Regions from separate parts of the Homo sapiens genome. Here region 2 is linked to region 1. A link is a loop called in an ENCODE intact Hi-C map of the cell type or tissue named here. Cell type or tissue: ascending aorta. All regions are shown on one strand.

The links. Peaks named below come from ENCODE experiments on the same cell type or tissue, not always from the same donor. Only the 100,000 strongest peaks of a DNase experiment are listed, where the experiment ranks them.
Region 2: it touches region 1 in a loop (4-fold over the local background); 4 of 110 quality-filtered maps call a loop at or near these places.

What each region holds. Positions count from the first base shown.
Region 1 is chr6:169,249,516-169,257,515 of GRCh38, forward strand. THBS2 (thrombospondin 2) reads right to left here and starts at 4,331. Exons shown (of 22, transcript NM_003247.5): 1 at 4,209-4,331; 2 at 1,218-1,291. The coding sequence starts at 1,269. RefSeq lists enhancers at 1,867-2,380, 2,893-3,405, 3,406-3,917. In ascending aorta, no CTCF peak of the experiment used is centred here; DNase peaks (open chromatin) are centred at 1,336, 1,986 and 4,436; H3K4me3 peaks cover 5,259 bases; H3K27ac peaks cover 5,924 bases.
Region 2 is chr6:168,953,358-168,961,357 of GRCh38, forward strand. LOC105378146 (a long non-coding RNA gene) reads right to left here. Exons shown (of 4, transcript NR_136250.1): 2 at 4,383-4,502. Among named protein-coding and RNA genes, the nearest start is that of LINC01615, 210 kb to the right of the region's middle. In ascending aorta, a CTCF peak has its summit at 3,705 (motif pointing right); a DNase peak (open chromatin) is centred at 3,724; H3K27ac peaks cover 658 bases.

The sequences.
Region 1 (8,000 bases):
GGCTAAATCGTATGTTGCTTTCTTGTTGAGATCAACTGCCTAAAACCAGTTATGTCAGCAGGTTGTTATTTTGTAAAAATGTATTCTCCAACTCTTAATGCACCCTGTGGGTAAGGATCTGAAAGAGTGGTCAGTATCAAGTACAGAAACAAATGGTTTTAAGTCACCACCTAAGCTATTGGCAAGAAAAGTGATCAGATCTCACGAAAATCATAATAGTTTAAATAATTCAAAGCCAGGCGCGGTGGCTCACACCTGTAATCCCAGCACTTTGGGAGGCCGAGGTGGGTGGATCATGAGGTCAGGAGACGGAGACCATCATGGCTAACGTGGTGAAACCCCGTCTCTACTAAAAATACAAAAAATTAGCCAGGCATGGTTGTGGGCGCTTGTAGTCCCAGCTACTCGGGAGGCTGAGGCAGGAGAATGGCGTGAACCCGGGAGGCAGAGCTTGCAGTGAGCCCAGATCACGCCACTGCACTCCAGCCTGGGTGACAGAGCAGGACTCCGTCCCAGAAAAAAAAAAAAAAGTAATACACTGAACAGAAAGTTTAGCCAAAGCCTTCCTTTTCATCTAATATTTAGCAAATTAGAACAGGATAATACACAGGGTTGCTGACAGAAGTGGGCAATGGACCACTTTCCATAGAGTTACTTGGCAAGAATTAAAAGCTTTGATTCAGCAATTCTAATTTTGTAACCTATCCAAAGGATATAATCACAAATGCTACTTAAGATTTATCCACGTCAATATTTTTTGTGTCATCATTTATGCTAATGAAAATAAACCAATCTAAGTGGGAATTGATTGAAAAAGATCAGGCTTTATCTGTGATGAAATATTATGTGGTCATTAAAAATCATACTGTAGAAAAGTAAACACATGGGAAAATATTTAAAGGAGGAAGAAAGTGGAGCAAAAAGAATTCAACAAACACCAAATACTTGCAGTGTTGTGAACATCCTCTATAGAAAAAAGGATAAACTGTGCAACTCTAGGTGGAATTGCATTTTTCTCTAACACCTGAATTTTCCAAAGATAAATTATCTCATGTCATATTGGCTCAGAAGTAAGTTACTATTTGATTTATAAAGGAGCTAGAAGGTCCTCACGGGTAAGATTGTCCAACCACACACTTTATTTTGTCATCTCTCCCCTTGCAGCTAAGCCATATCTCACAAGCCAGAGAGAGACCACAGGCTCTGAGGACACTCACCTTGCGTGCTGGGCCACACCCACAGAGCCAGCAGGACCAGCCTCCAGACCATCCTGCCTCCTGCAGCTGAGCTCCTGGGAATACAGGAAACCCTTGTTAGTGATGAGTCCACAGCTGCAACCCTGCCTGTGAGCGAGACTGGCCCAGTGACTCACATGACCATTGAATAACAGTTTGCATATAAAACTCAGCACCAACTGGATTTGTGGCAAACTGAGAGCGAAGGAGGAAATTTACTCTTCAAGCAGGATTCTTCTAACTATAAGATTTGTTGAGCTAGCATTTGCCGGCAAGCACTGCACATCACGTTCTAAATATTCCTATTATTTCATCTTCATAATAGCCTGGGAGGTATGTGCTGCTCTAATTGTCCTCATTTTACAGATGAGCAAATGGAAGATGGGCAAGTTCAGCGCTTGCCTGGAGTAATTCTGTTCATACGACTCGTAGACAGGACTTAGATGTAGAAAGTTTGAATTTAGAAAAATATCCAGCCTGACAAAAATAATCTGTGAACGCATTTTGTGTAAATATCCAGCAAAAAACAGTTATGCATAACCTAATTAAATAGAATGAATATCAACTGTAAAAAAAAGTTACAAATAAACTTAATTTGGTGAATTATACTTACAAAACAACAGAACACTTGACTTAGCCATCATTTTGACCCTGCCTCTTTATTTTCCTGCAGGCCTGTTTTTCCATTCTTGGGGATTTTAAGTTGGCACAGCTCAGTGGAGGCTGGCCCCGAAGTCAGGAGATGTGGTCCAAAGCCCGGCTGGGCGATTAACCCTGTGGATCTCAGCTTCTCCTCTTCCGGGCGAGCATGAGCCTGAGGGTCCCAGGGCTCCCCAGGTCCCTTCCAGCAATTGGTCACACCCTGCTCTAGGTTGAAGGGAAGACTGAGACCCCAATTCTTCCCATATTTAGAATATCAAAGGCCGTTAACTTCTCATTGTTAATCCAAGGACTCTCCCTCTCCAGAAACAACATTTGGTAACCTGGAAATCCTCACCTTCCAGGAATAGAGAAACATTCCTCAGAAGAAGAGAAATGCTTGGCAGCACCTGCAGACCCCCCACCCATCTGCTGCTGGGACCCCCCCCCCAAACCATCTGCTCCCCCCAGTGCCGCCCCAGGGGTCCTTGGTGATTGTTTCATCTGTCCTGGCTCCGGAAGCAGCACGGCCTGCGGCCGGAGTCAGCACCAGGCTGAGCAATGCTGAGCACCAGCTGTGCAACCTAGGGAAACTTACTTAACTTCTCTGTCTCAGTTTCCTCATCCGTAGAATGAAACGTAGCGTCATGTAAAATGCCCACCTCATCGGGTTGTCATGAGAGATGAATTCGGCAAATGAAACTTCACCAGGGGCTGACTTAGCCCAGCGAGCCACAGGCATGGGTTACCGGAGCAGAATGTGCCTCTGGGTCTGGGGCGCTTTCTACTCTAACTGCCCGAGGCAGCTGCAGTAATAATGGTGGTGCTGATAGGGCCTTTCTATGGAGCTCTTAAGAGGGTTTAATGACAGGAGCGAACACTTGGCCATGAGCTTAGAACAGTACCTGCATGCAGTAAGCACCACAGAACGGTGTTAGAATACACAGCTCAGGTACAGCCTTGGCAGGCTCTTCCCACCTCCCCACCTCATCAGCCCACACTGCCGGGTACGTCGCAGTCCCCTAAGGACAGCTGTGTGGGGCTGGCCCTGCAGAGGCCAGCCAAGAACAGGATGGTAAATGCGAAAGTTCTGGATGCCCAGCTTCATAAGGACAGGTTAGAAAAACTAAATCAAACTCCTTTGACGAAACCAGATCCTACTGTCTCTGCCTTGAGGTAGATTCTTACAAGAGCAGGAGGCTAACAAAGCATCCCCTGCTGCGGATTGTCAAAGGACAGTGAGGCTCCATCCCACAGGAAGGATGAGCAGCCAGGCTACCTGGCCTCAGCCCATCCAGGGACACCGGGCATGCATGGATGGAGCCACGGATGAGCCAGTGCCGCTCACCCCTGCCCCAGCCTCTGCACGCCACACATCCACGTTTATGCTTGTGTTTTTCCAAAAGAAAGATTTCGGTGCCTGTCTGCAGCAGAATGTAGTTTGAATTTGCAAAGGTCTTTTAAAACTCTTTTCGTATGAACAATCAAAGTAAAAGATAGCTTTGCAGAGAGCTAATTGTTTACCGGCCGTCCACCACCAACAGCAGTCTGATTAAACACCAGACTCCTGGGTGCTCAGCTCCCAGTCCTGGGCAGCCAAACCCACCTTCCTTAAGTGGTAGCCAGGCAACCTGCCAGCTCGCTTTTCATATGCAAACTGCCCCAAGACTGTTAAAAGTCGCTGTGTGTCCCGGCAGTCACAGGATTTTCCATAGACTTACCACAAATACTCTCTAGTTATGTTCAAAACCACTTTTCAGCTGCTAATAATGTTAACAATCAGAGTCTCTCTTTAATCTACTAATAATGTTAACAATCAGAGTCTCTCTTTAATCTACTAATAATGTTAACGATCAGAGTCTCTCTCTAATCTACTAATAATGATGTTAACAATCAGAGTCTCTCTCTAATCTCCAGTTACTTTTCAGATATTCCGGGAGTTGTTTCTAATTCTCTCCTCAATAACAAACTCTCATGTGGAATCTTCTTCTTCGGAAACTGAAAACATAAAGCGTTTACCCGGGTTCCCAGGCAGGTATATACATTGAAATAGCAGCAGCCACAACCCTCAGAGAGGAAGGGGTGCCCGGCTGGTGAAAGCACAGCCACGGAGGAAAAGCTGAGGAGCGGCCACGTGCCTTGCTCTTCAAGCGGGCAGTAGAAACACCACGTGAAGAAACACTTGCCATTTAGTGTTAATAGATACACCACCCACCTTAAGTTAAGAATCGAAATTGCTCCTTTTTCTTCTCCGCTTCTTAGAGTTCGAGAACTCTAATTTCTTAAAATTAGAGCACCATTAAATAATTGATTGAGTTTAAGAAATAATCGTACCTGGTTTGCCAAAAAGATGCAGTGATGACTGGTTTCAGTGTTCCGGACCGAGTCAGAAAGGCGCAGGCTCTGCTGGAGCGAGAGACCGGCCCTGCAGTGCAGGATGCTCCGGTGGACGTGGCCGAGCGGCTCCCGGGCAGCGCGGCTTTATATGCCGCTTCTCCTGTGCAGGGCTGTCAATCAGACACACGAGGAAGCACGTTTAATTCATTCCTTCGAAGGAATGACATCATCCCCCTTCTGATCTCACCATTTGCTCCGAGTACCTGCTGCAGGGGTCCAAGTCCAGCCCCTCTGTACTGGATGCCGTCTCCTCCTCCTGCACCCCGGCCCCTGCCAGACAGGCCTGGGAGGAGCCAGACGGAGAGAGGGAAGGCAGGGACTCACTTTTCCTGTCTTCTCTCAGGAAATAAGATGCTATAAATAACACTAGCAAGATTGGCTAGAACTCCTCATTTTGCTTAAGAGAAAAAAATGCAAGTTCTATGCCTTAAATATGTTTCGAATTACTCAATGTGATATTGGTCTTTCTAAACCAAATGAGTGACTCTCAATAACACATGAAATACATCGGTGAGTATCAATAATCAGTCTGTATATTAATAAAGTTATTATGGTCAATAATCAAGTGTATTATGTGACAAAAATGAAATTTAATATAAAAGGAAGTTGCCAACATTTATCTCAGGCAGTTAGAGGACTGAAAAGCTGTACTGCAGCTTTGGGAAAATTCATTTTTACCCAAATTCTGCTTCATTTGCTCAGTGAGGATCCCCTAGAAGGACGTCTCCCAGTGGACGTGCAATACCCGTAGAAGGGTGTGTCCCAGTGGACGTACAGTACCCGGCCAAGTCCCCTTGGTGCACACTTGCACGTGGCCCCATCACAGGAACAACCTGACGTGCAGGCACAGAGCAAGGACTCGAGAGAACGAGAAGCAGTGGCAGCAGCTAACCCCCGCCCCTCCCACACCTCAGGCATCACCCGCAATCAGGGTGCACTCTGCATGGGGGTGGGGGGCACCGCTTCTCAGAGGTCAGGGTGGACGATGGATGCGGAGGGGCTGCTTCTCCCAGGTCAGGGTATACAGTGGAAAGGGGAAGCTGCTGCTCTAAGGTGGGGGTTGATGGTACATGGGGGAGGGGCTGCTTCTCCCAAGTTGGGCTGGACAGTGGATGGGGGAGGTGCCACTTCTCCCAGGCCAGTGTGAAAGGTGGATGGTGGAGAGGCTGTTTCTCCCAGGTCAGTGTGCAAGGTGGCTGGGGATGTGTTGTTTCTCCCAGGTCAGGGTTAATGGCAGACAGGGGAGCTGCTGCTTCTCCTGGGTTGGGGTGGACCTTGGATGGGGGAGGTGCTACTTCCCCAGGTGGGGTGGATGGTGACTGGGGAGCTGCTGCTTTGCCCGGAGCCACCTGCACCTGCTTCATGTCGGCACCTGCCTGTCAGGTTCCTTCACGTTTGTGTGGAGTTGTCAGCCTGGCCATGGATCCGTCAAGTCCTAGTTAGAGAACATTAAAGCGAATTTCTGTGGACACAACCCTTACTGTGTCTGTGGCAGGGGAGTGTCTCTTAAGCCTCCTGGCATTCCCCCACAGGGGTCCAGCGCTGCAGAGGTCGGCAGGCACCATGAAGAGCAAGCCTCACTTTCTGGCCTCTGTCTTCAGGGAGGATATGCGAGCGGGTGTGGGAGAGGGAAGGAGCTTTCATTTGTGAAAACCTCTGTTTTTCCTAATGGCACCTGTTTATTTATCACTTGGCAAACATCAGTTTCCGACACATGCACAGACAAAAGCCTCCAAGAGTGTATGTGTCATGTTTAAGGTACGTTATTTTGCTTTTTAAGCTATTAGGGACAAAGTCATCATTTGAATTAAAAAGTAGTTTAAATAGATTGATGTTATCTCAAATTCAAAAAAAGTATAAACCAGTTCCCCTTAAAGAATTTTCAGTGGATAATTATCCATTCATCAGTTTGAGTTTTTCTGCCTCCAGGTTAGTTTTTCCTGGGGCCAGAACATGGAGGGCGGCATCCCCTACTCTGCGTGCCACGGCCTCTCCTGTTCCTCAGTCCACAGAATGCGTGTTTCCTGATTAAAGCTGAAGACAGGCAGCTCAGCTGCTCAGCACTTCAGGAGCATGCGGTGAAGACCGTGACACTCACTGGGGAGCAGGAAGGTATGTATTCATGACTCCACGTGCCGATGGGCAGGTACAGAGAAGATGGGCCTCCTTCTGTAAAATCTGGCAGCCCAGAATCAGGGAAGTCTGTTTAGAGGAGACAGAAGGTAAGCCGATTGGAACATGGCCCGTGAATGGGGTGTCCCCAGTTGAGAAAGTATTTCAGGCAGAGAGAGTGGGTAGGTGTTCATGGTGCAAAGAACAGCAGGCTCCTGGTGCGGCACCCAGGCCAGGTGCATGGAATGGGCTTCATAGACGATGGAAGTCACAGAGAGTTTCCTGGCAGGGTGAGGCGGGACTTCATGGGCCCACTGTGCAGGGGACCAGAGGGGGAGTAGAGGGGACAGCCCCTGGTCAGCATCTTCCCTGGGCCCCCTGGGGGTGAGGAGGAAGGGAGATGTGAGGATGAAACAAAAAGCAGTCAGAGGCTTCGTCAGGAAAGCCAGCGATGCTGAGGGAAGCATCATCACATGTGTGCGCGGGAGGATGAGGGACAGACACGCAGCAGGTGGAATCATGTCCCCCCAAGTTCACATCCACCCCAAACCTGTGAATGAGCTTACTGGAAATACCACAGTGCTTGTGGATGAAATCAAGTGTAGATGTCGTCGAACTGATGTAGGACAGGCTCCAAATCTAATGGCTAGTGTTCTAATAAGAATAAAGAATATGAAGACGGAGACACAGGGCGAGCTCCGCTTGATGAAAGAGGCAGAGACCACAGTGATGCAACCACTAGCCAAGGTCACCAAGGGCTGCCAGAAACACCAGAACTGTGGGAGACAGGGAAGGGGCCTCTGCCAGAACATTCCGAGGACGTGCAGCCCTGCCACACACTGCATTTAAAACTGCTGGACTCCAGAACCATGGGACAATACATGTGTGTTGTTTGTGATACTTCATCATAGCGGGCCCAGGGAACTAATACAGGCACACCTTGGAGATACCGCAGGCTCGGTTCCACACCTCTGCAATAAAGTGAGTTGCATGGATTTGTGCTTTCCCAGTGCATATAAAAGGGATGTTTACACTCCACTATTGTCTATTAAGGGTGCAATAGCATTATGTCTAAGAGAACAATGTGCATATCTTAATTCTAAAACATTTCATTGCTCAAAACTACTAACCGTCATTTGAGCCTTCAATGAGCCGTCATCTTTTCGCTGGTGGAGAGTCTTGCCTCAATGCTGGTGGCTGCTGACTGATCAGGGTGGTGGTTGCTGATGGTTGGAGTGTCTGTAGCAGGTTCTTAGAGTAAGACCACAATGAAGTTTGCTGCATCTATGGACTCTTTTATAAAACGTTTCTCTGTAGCATATCATGGTTTTTGATAGCAGTTTACTCACACAATAACTTGTTTCAAAATTGATGTCCATTCTCTGAAATGCTGCTGCTGTTTTTTCAACTTAGCTTATGTAATAGTCTAAATTATTTGTTGTCATCTCAACATCTTCCCCAGGAGTGAAGCATTTCACAACATCTTCACTGGGAGTACATTTCATCTGAAAAAATCATTTTCTTTGCTCATCCTTAAGAAATAACTCCTGATCCATTCAAGTTTTATCATGAGAGTACAGCAATTCAGTCCCATCCTCAGGCCCAGCTTCTAACTCT
Region 2 (8,000 bases), 300 kb before region 1:
CTCTGTTCCTGTCCTGAGGCAACTGTCAGTTTGATTTCTGCCACTGTAAAATGGTTTTCATTTTCCAGAATTTCATGTAAATGGAGTCTTGCAGTGCATGCTCTTTCTTACTTTTAACCTGGCTGCTTTAATTTCACCTGACAATTTTGGGTGCATCGTCCACTCATTGCGTCCCCCAGTAGTTTGTTCCTTTTTATGGCTGAGTCGTTGCCCGTTGCATGAGCACAGCACAATTTATCTACCCATTTACCTGCTAATAGACATTTATATTATTTTCTATATTATTTAATATATATATTTAATATATTATTTAATATATTATTTTTATATTAAAAATAAAAAATGATATGAGCATTTGTATCCAAAAATTTGGGTCTCAAATGTATTAATTCTAGGAGTAGAATATCTGAGTCATATGGTAGGTGAATGTTTAATGTTTTATAAATTGACCACACTGTTTTCCAAAACGGTTTACATTCTCAGCCGAAGTGTATAAGAGTTGAAATTGCTCTGCATCCTCACCAGCGTTTGCTATGGTCATACTTTTAAATATTAGATATTCTCACACGAGTGCAATGGTATTGCTCTTATGGTTTTAACCTCCTTTTCCCTAAAGACTAGTACTGTTGAGCATCTTTTCCGTTGCTGATTTGCCATTTGTGCATCTTTTCTTCTTGTTGTTGTTGTTGTTGAAATATCCATTAAAATATTTGTCCAACTCAGTCCACAAATGTACTGAGTTGTTTGTTTTCTTACCATTGTGTTATAAATTATTTATATATTCAGAACAAAAGCTCTTTTTCAGATATTTATTTTGCAAATACTTCCTTTCAGTCTATTAAATAATTTTAATGATGTCTTTTGAAGAATAAAAGATTATAATTTTCATTTTTTTAAATTTATAATGTATAATTTCTTGTGTCCTCTTTAAGAAAACTTTGCCAAACAGAAGATCACTAATCTTATGTCCTATTTTTATTCCATAAATGCTATTAACTAATTATTATTGGCATTTATAGAAAATTCCTCCAGACAGCAGCAAAGTATATCTTTAAATTGAAATATTTCCCAAGATAGCTGATAGTCTGTGCCATAGACTAAACCTTAAACATGAAAAAAGAGTAGAAAACAAGCAAAGTATGTTCTGAAACCATAATGAAATTAACTGAAAATAAACAAAAATATATCTGGAAAATCTCTGAATATATGGCAAATAAACAACACACTTCTAAATGAATGATGGGTCAAAACTGAAGTCTTACACTAAACTAAAAATATTTTGAATCAAAAATTAAAATACAATATATCAAAATTATCAGGATGCAGCTAAGCAGTGCTTTGAGGGAAATGTAGAGTACTAAGTGCTTGTAATAGAAATCAGGAAACACCTAAAATCAGTAATATTACAAACATCTCTATGCCCAAAAGGAAACAACTTACATGAAAATTAAAAATGTTTCTACCTGTAATAATGAACATTTGGAATTTGAATTTTAAAAAAAATGTCATTTGCACAACATGGCTGGGCCTGGAGGACATGATTCTATGTGAAATAACCCAGACACAGAAAGAAAACAATTGAATGATCTCACTTATATGTGAGATATTTTTTTAAAAACCCTCAAACACACAGAGACAGAGTGTGTAACAGTGTTTCCATGGGTGGGGGTTGCAAGAGGACATGGGGGGATGTAGGTCAAAGGGATCAAAATATCATAGAAGGTAGGTGGGACAACAGTTCCGGAGACTGGATGCACAACGTGAGGGCCAAACTTCATAAAATTATACCATGTTAAGGATTTTTGTTAAATAAGTAGATTTTAGCTGCCTTTGTCACAAAAAATATGTGAGATAATAGATATGTTAATCTGTTTCACCACTGTAACCATTTTACCATCTATATTTCATAGCATCATGTTGTAAACCTCAAATATACACAATACTATTTAAAAGGCACTAAATCGTACTAAAATAAATGAAGCATTAGGTATAAATATAACAAAATAGGTGCAGCGTCTGTATGCTGAAAACTACAAAACACTGATGAAAGAAGGAAGAAATATCTAAGTAAATGAAGAAATATGCAGTTTCATGGATTTGAGGCTTAATATTTCAAAGATGTCCATTCTCCCATTTTCCCTGATTTGAGCAATGCAATCTCAATAAAATTCCAGCAAGTCTACTTTGTAAATAACAACAAGCTGAATCAAAATTCATGTAGAAAGGCAAAGAAACTATAATAATCACAAAAATTCTGCAAGAAAAACAAAACAAAATTCTGGAAAATGAACAAAACAACAAAAGTAAAGTACTCACATAACTTGATTTTAAGACACTATAACGTGACAGTAAACAATAAAATGTGGCATTGGCACTGGGATAGGCAATCAATGGAACAAAAGTAAGAATAGAGAAATTGACTCAGACATATATTGACAAGTGACTTTTGGCATAGGTACAAGTCATGTTAGGAAAGAAAGAGAATCCTTTCAGTTAATTGTGTTGGAACATTTGATATGCAAATGTCCCAAATAGGACCAATATATACCTTTTCCATATACAAACATTAATTCATAGTGGATTATAGATTTGAATGTAAAATGCAAAACCATACAACTTCTAGAAAAAAAACATAACAGAAAAGCTGCATGGCTTTGGTTTTGGTGGTGAGTTTTAAGATACAGTACCAAAAGCATGCTCAATGAAAGAAGAATTTTTAAAATTTGACTTTAACAAAATTTAAAGTGTTTGCTTTGCAAACGACCTGTAAATATGGTAAAAAAGCAAGCCACAGACTTGGAGCTATTACTTGCAAATTTCATATTTGATAAAGTACTTATATCCAGAATTTTTTCTCTCTCTCCCTATTACCCTCAAGTACTACTAAAGTTAAAGCTTAAAATAAAATTGACAACACCAAATGTCGATAGGCATGTGAAACCACAAGAATTCCCATTGCTGGTGGGAATACAAAAGTAGTATTCTACTTGGACGTCCACACCCCCTGGATCACAGATTGCCCATTTCTTATAAAGATAAACATACAATCATCTCATGGCCCACAAAGTCCTGTCCTAGATGTTTATCTAAGTGAATGGAAAACTGTGTTCACACAAAAAACAATTTGCAGATGTCTATAACAGTTTTATTCATAACACCTCAAACTGGAAACAACCAAGTTGTCCTTCAACACGAGTGGAGAAACAGACTGTGGTGTGTTCACACGACGTAAGGCTACTCAACAGTGAAAGGAGTGAGTAACCGACTCACAGGATGTAGATGAATCTTAACTGCATTTTGGTAAGTGAAAAAGGCAGCACCCAAAGGCTGCATATTACATGTTCCACTTATATAACATCCTGGAGGAGGCAAAAATGTAGGAACGGAAAAGGGGGCAGGGCTTCTAAGGGTTTGGGGATGGGTTGATGAGTGATGGAACTGTTCTGTGTGGTAGTGGGTGGAAGATTTTTGACTGCATTTCTGTGTTGTGGAAAGACATGGAAAAGCTAAAAAGTCAAATTTATCGTATGCAAAGTAAATAAAAACTCAACTAGGATTTGAGGAAATCTCAAACTAGAAGGATGACTGTGACAAATGAATCTAACTGATTACAAATGATGACACAACTCAGAAATGTTGCTCCAGAATCAGAGAAGAGAAGTGTGAATCTGGTGGGGAACTCAGCCGGGCAGGCTGGGAGCTGTCAGGCCAGCCACTTGGTGGTGCCAGAGGACCTCCAATAGAAGCTTGCACATGATTTTACATAATTTACCCAGACAGCAAAGAAGGCTCAGCCACTGCACTCAATCAATACCAGTGAGGACACTGCCACACTTGCTGAACACAACCCTGGAGCACGTCTACAGGTCAACAGCATGACACCGATAAAACTGAAAAATGGAAAAAGCACAGGAGCCCGAGCCTCTACACACAGAACCTGGGCCCCTTTTTGAATTTCATATGACTACACTGTATAATGAGTTTTGACTGTGTCCTGGTCATTGTTTAATTTTTCTCAGAATTTACTTGGAGTTTTACTGGTTGGAGATTTATGGACTGTATGGTAGAGAAAGCAAACATATAAATAAGCATAATTATGCTGGCTCCCAATGTAAAGAATGAATTCATTGTTCTAGTTTTGCTGGAGTTGTCACTGAAGAGCTCTGAAAGAAGCCTTCTGCCTGCTCAGAACCTTGAGGCATCCAGTGGCACCACAGAGCTAAAGCCATCCAAAGCATCTGGCGTAGCTTCCCTGGTAAAGATGTCACACTAGTCTCATGAGTCCACACTCCCTGAGAGCCCTATAAACTCTCACCATGTGAAACTATCACAGGTTCGCCATTATGCAAAGTATTTACCCCAAAATTTCAACTTTATCTTACTTCAGGCAGACATAGAAGAGGTACTTCCAAAGGTTCATGCAGTGTACTTAGGCTCATGGTCAATCAGCGCAGGCTGCCTTTTCTCCATGGCTCCGAAGCAGCTTCCACTAGACCTAAGACCTGGAAATGTTGTCTTATAAGAAAAGATGAAAAGAAAAAACATGCCCTAGATTCACATGGAAGGAAGACCATACTTTGCTTTTGGCCACTAGTCCACAATTAACCTGAGAGTTATGTCACCCAGGTACAACACCTGGTCCCCTGTCCCGTCAGAAACATTTACAGCAAAGATAGTCAGGAATGTACCAGAGCAGATGATGTTCTGGAGAACCCAAATTACGCAGATGAAGACAACTTATTTCAAAAGAAAGAGAAAATTGTGAGAAGTGAAGTTTCCGCCAATACCCACTGCAAGTGTGCCAGATGACTGGCTCTAGAGTGTCATCCTCGAATCTGGGGGCTTTCCTTCCCTGTTTTCCTGGGCATTTTCTTGGCATGTTGCCTACGTATGGTTCTTTTCTGTTAACAGGCACCTGCTGCCTCTCAGCAATGGTGTCTATAATGTTCCTCCCCCTACTATTATGAGCCACTAGCTCATCCCTAGTGGCTTCTTGTCATGAGTCTAATTTCTGGTTTGATATTCTCACAATGGGGCTCATTCTGACAATCAGAATCACTCCTAGGCTTGGTCTCACTGTCTCTGTGCGATAGCCAGACTCTTGGTATCAGTGTCTTGTGACATATACGTTGGTTTTCTGTGTAATTTTACTCAAACATGAAGTGACATTTTGCATGAAACTCTAATATTTGTTTCAAGGCATTCCTATAACTCAGTTTATCAAGACAGTTTGTTTATCTGTGCAAACTTCTCTCTATCAGGACAACATGTTGCTAATCTGAGCAAAAAGTTCATTTACCAAGTAGCAATGTTCTTGTGAAGGCTCACTTCGAAACTCTTGTCTTCTGTCCACAAACCTTACAAGATCACACCACAGGCTTTACCCAATCCTAATCAATTTTCATCTTAAAAGAATCACCGAAACCTACCATTTATTCTAACAAACTTGATAATCCACACTTCATCCTGATAAAAACGTTAATTCAGGAAATTCTTCTGGCACAGACTGGGGTCTCCGTATCTTTCTCCCTCCAATCATGATCCCGGCTCTTCCGGGATCCCATCTCTGTTGGTGAGGAGTCACTGGGGCTCTGGGAGCCCTGGAAAGACTTGGGACTTTAAAAGCTGAAGATTCTTAAGAAGCTACAATGTATATTATTTGTTGTTTTATTTTATTGACTGGTTCTCATAGCATACATATGTATGAAAAACTAGTACTTATCTCTTTTTTATCTTTCTAAGAAGTCTTTGCAAAAAAGAATTATGTGCTGGTTGTGTGTGTCTGTGTGTGTGTGTACACCGGTGTATGTGTGTAATGGGGGAGGTGCTGGTTGTATTATTTGAGAATAAAGAATACAAGGCTTTGAAAAGTCACTTTGCCCAAGGCTACATAGTAAGTTTTTTGGATTTTGTTTGTTTTGTTTTCTTCAAACAGGGTTTCATTCCTGTTGCCCAGGCTGGAGTGCACTGGCGTGATCTCAGCTCACTACAGCCTCTACTTCCTGGGTTCAAGTGGTTCTCCTGCCTCAGCCTCCCAAGTAGCTGGGACTACAAGCACATGCCAGCACACCTAGCTAATTATTTTTTCGTATTTTTAGTGTAGATAGGGTTTTGCCATGTTGCTCAAGCTTGTCTCAAACTCCTGGCCTCAAGTGATCTGACCGCCTTGGCCTCCCAAAGTGCTGGTATTACAGGCGTGAGCCACTGCACCTGGCCTATAGTAAGTTTAACAGCTGGAATTCCAACCTTGTGAAGCATTGATAAGAACTGGAAAAAAAAAAATTCAGAAGAGTAACTTAAACACATATAAAATGCAAATCCCCATGGAAGTGTATTAACTAGACATTACTTACTAGATTTCATTAAATTCCGGTAGATCTAAACATATTGCAATTACATGCACTGATATATTTTTGGAAACTGAATATTTTAATAGCTTTGTTGAAATATAATTAATAAACCGTACATGCCAGTTAGTATAGTCTCAGTGCTGTGCAACCACAACCACAAGGTAATTTTAGAACATTTTTACTCTGAAAGGAACCCCATACCCGTCAGCAGCCATTCTCTTGCCTGCCACCTCCCTCCACCAGTCCCTGGCCACCACCAATCTACTCGATGTCTCCATGGGTTTGCCTGTTCTAAAACTTTCATATAAACAGAATTATAGAATATGTGGTCTTTTAAAAATTCCTTCAAACTCTGTATTTTCCCTAAGCATATATCTAACTGAATTTATGAAACTTTTGCAATAATTTTAAAGGAAAGTTTTGAGTTACTTATTTTCAGAAATGGTAATATTCAATTTTTTTTAATTCTACACAGAAATAAATATCTTTGAAAAGCTCAGCTGTTGGAAGTGAAGATGCTTTGTCCAAATGGAGAAATAAAATTAGGATGAAGAGACGCTAATTTAACTACATTTTGTGATGGGAAAAATGCAAGACATTTATTAGGGAATCCATTCCCGATCCTGCATAAAAGGGCACAAACTTTGGCCACAGAGTATTTTGAAGGGGATACATGATAATATTAATTAAGCATATATATGGGGCCAGATTTATATTTTTAATAGACAAGTTAAAATACCCAAATTCATGCAAGGCATAAGAATGACAGCTTTGTGAGGAGCAAGCAAGGCCTCCAGGAAAGGGACAGGGAGAGAAAGTGGGAAGCGGATGGAGGTTGGGCTGAGGCCCTGGTCTCTGCTCTTCCCTCCTCCCCACCAGCCCGTTTCTCTTTTCCATCTTTTTCTACCCTCTATGACAAATGAGAGTGTATCAAATTCACCTCCAAATGGGCTAATGTATTTTCCATGTCTCCTTTCACTCGGTTTAAATATAGAAACAGAGGAGTGTGGAAAGGCACTAGCCCCAGCAGAGCGGGTTGGCTTTGTCCCCGGGTTCACTCTTGTGTCCTGGACAGGTCACTTCAGGTCTCTGCTCCTCGGATTCCTCATTTGTGAAACACAGGCAAAAACTCAAGGATCTCCACCTTGCTGTGGTGGTGAATTAGTGGGGTAAATGCTTAGCCCAGGGCTGGCTTGCTGTACCCTCCACAATGACTACTTGAAGTGGATCCCAGAGGCTCTTTTCTTTGCAATAAAGACAGTTTAAGAAAACGAGATTTTTAAATAACTTGTCTGCAACTTCTGCAAGAGATGATAAGAGCATATGGTTTCTTTCTAAGCTACTTTCAGATGAACCGTAAATCTTAATGCGTTCTCCTGCACTGGAGGGAGAAGCTGCTAATGCAAGCTCAGCCCTCCTGTGCAGCTCGTAATGAGGCAGGCCCCTCAGTCCCCTCTGCTCCCCAAGACCAGCCCCACAGCTGGGCAGTTGTTGCAATGTGACACACTTGGACACGTAGCTGAGACGTTATTTTGAAAATGAAGAACCAATATTTTTCTTACTTATAAAAGCAGTCCTGCTTCTCAAAGGAGACACCAATCCTGGAAGACCTGGGACAAGGTAGAGAAGAGGTCTTCTCCCCTCATGCCT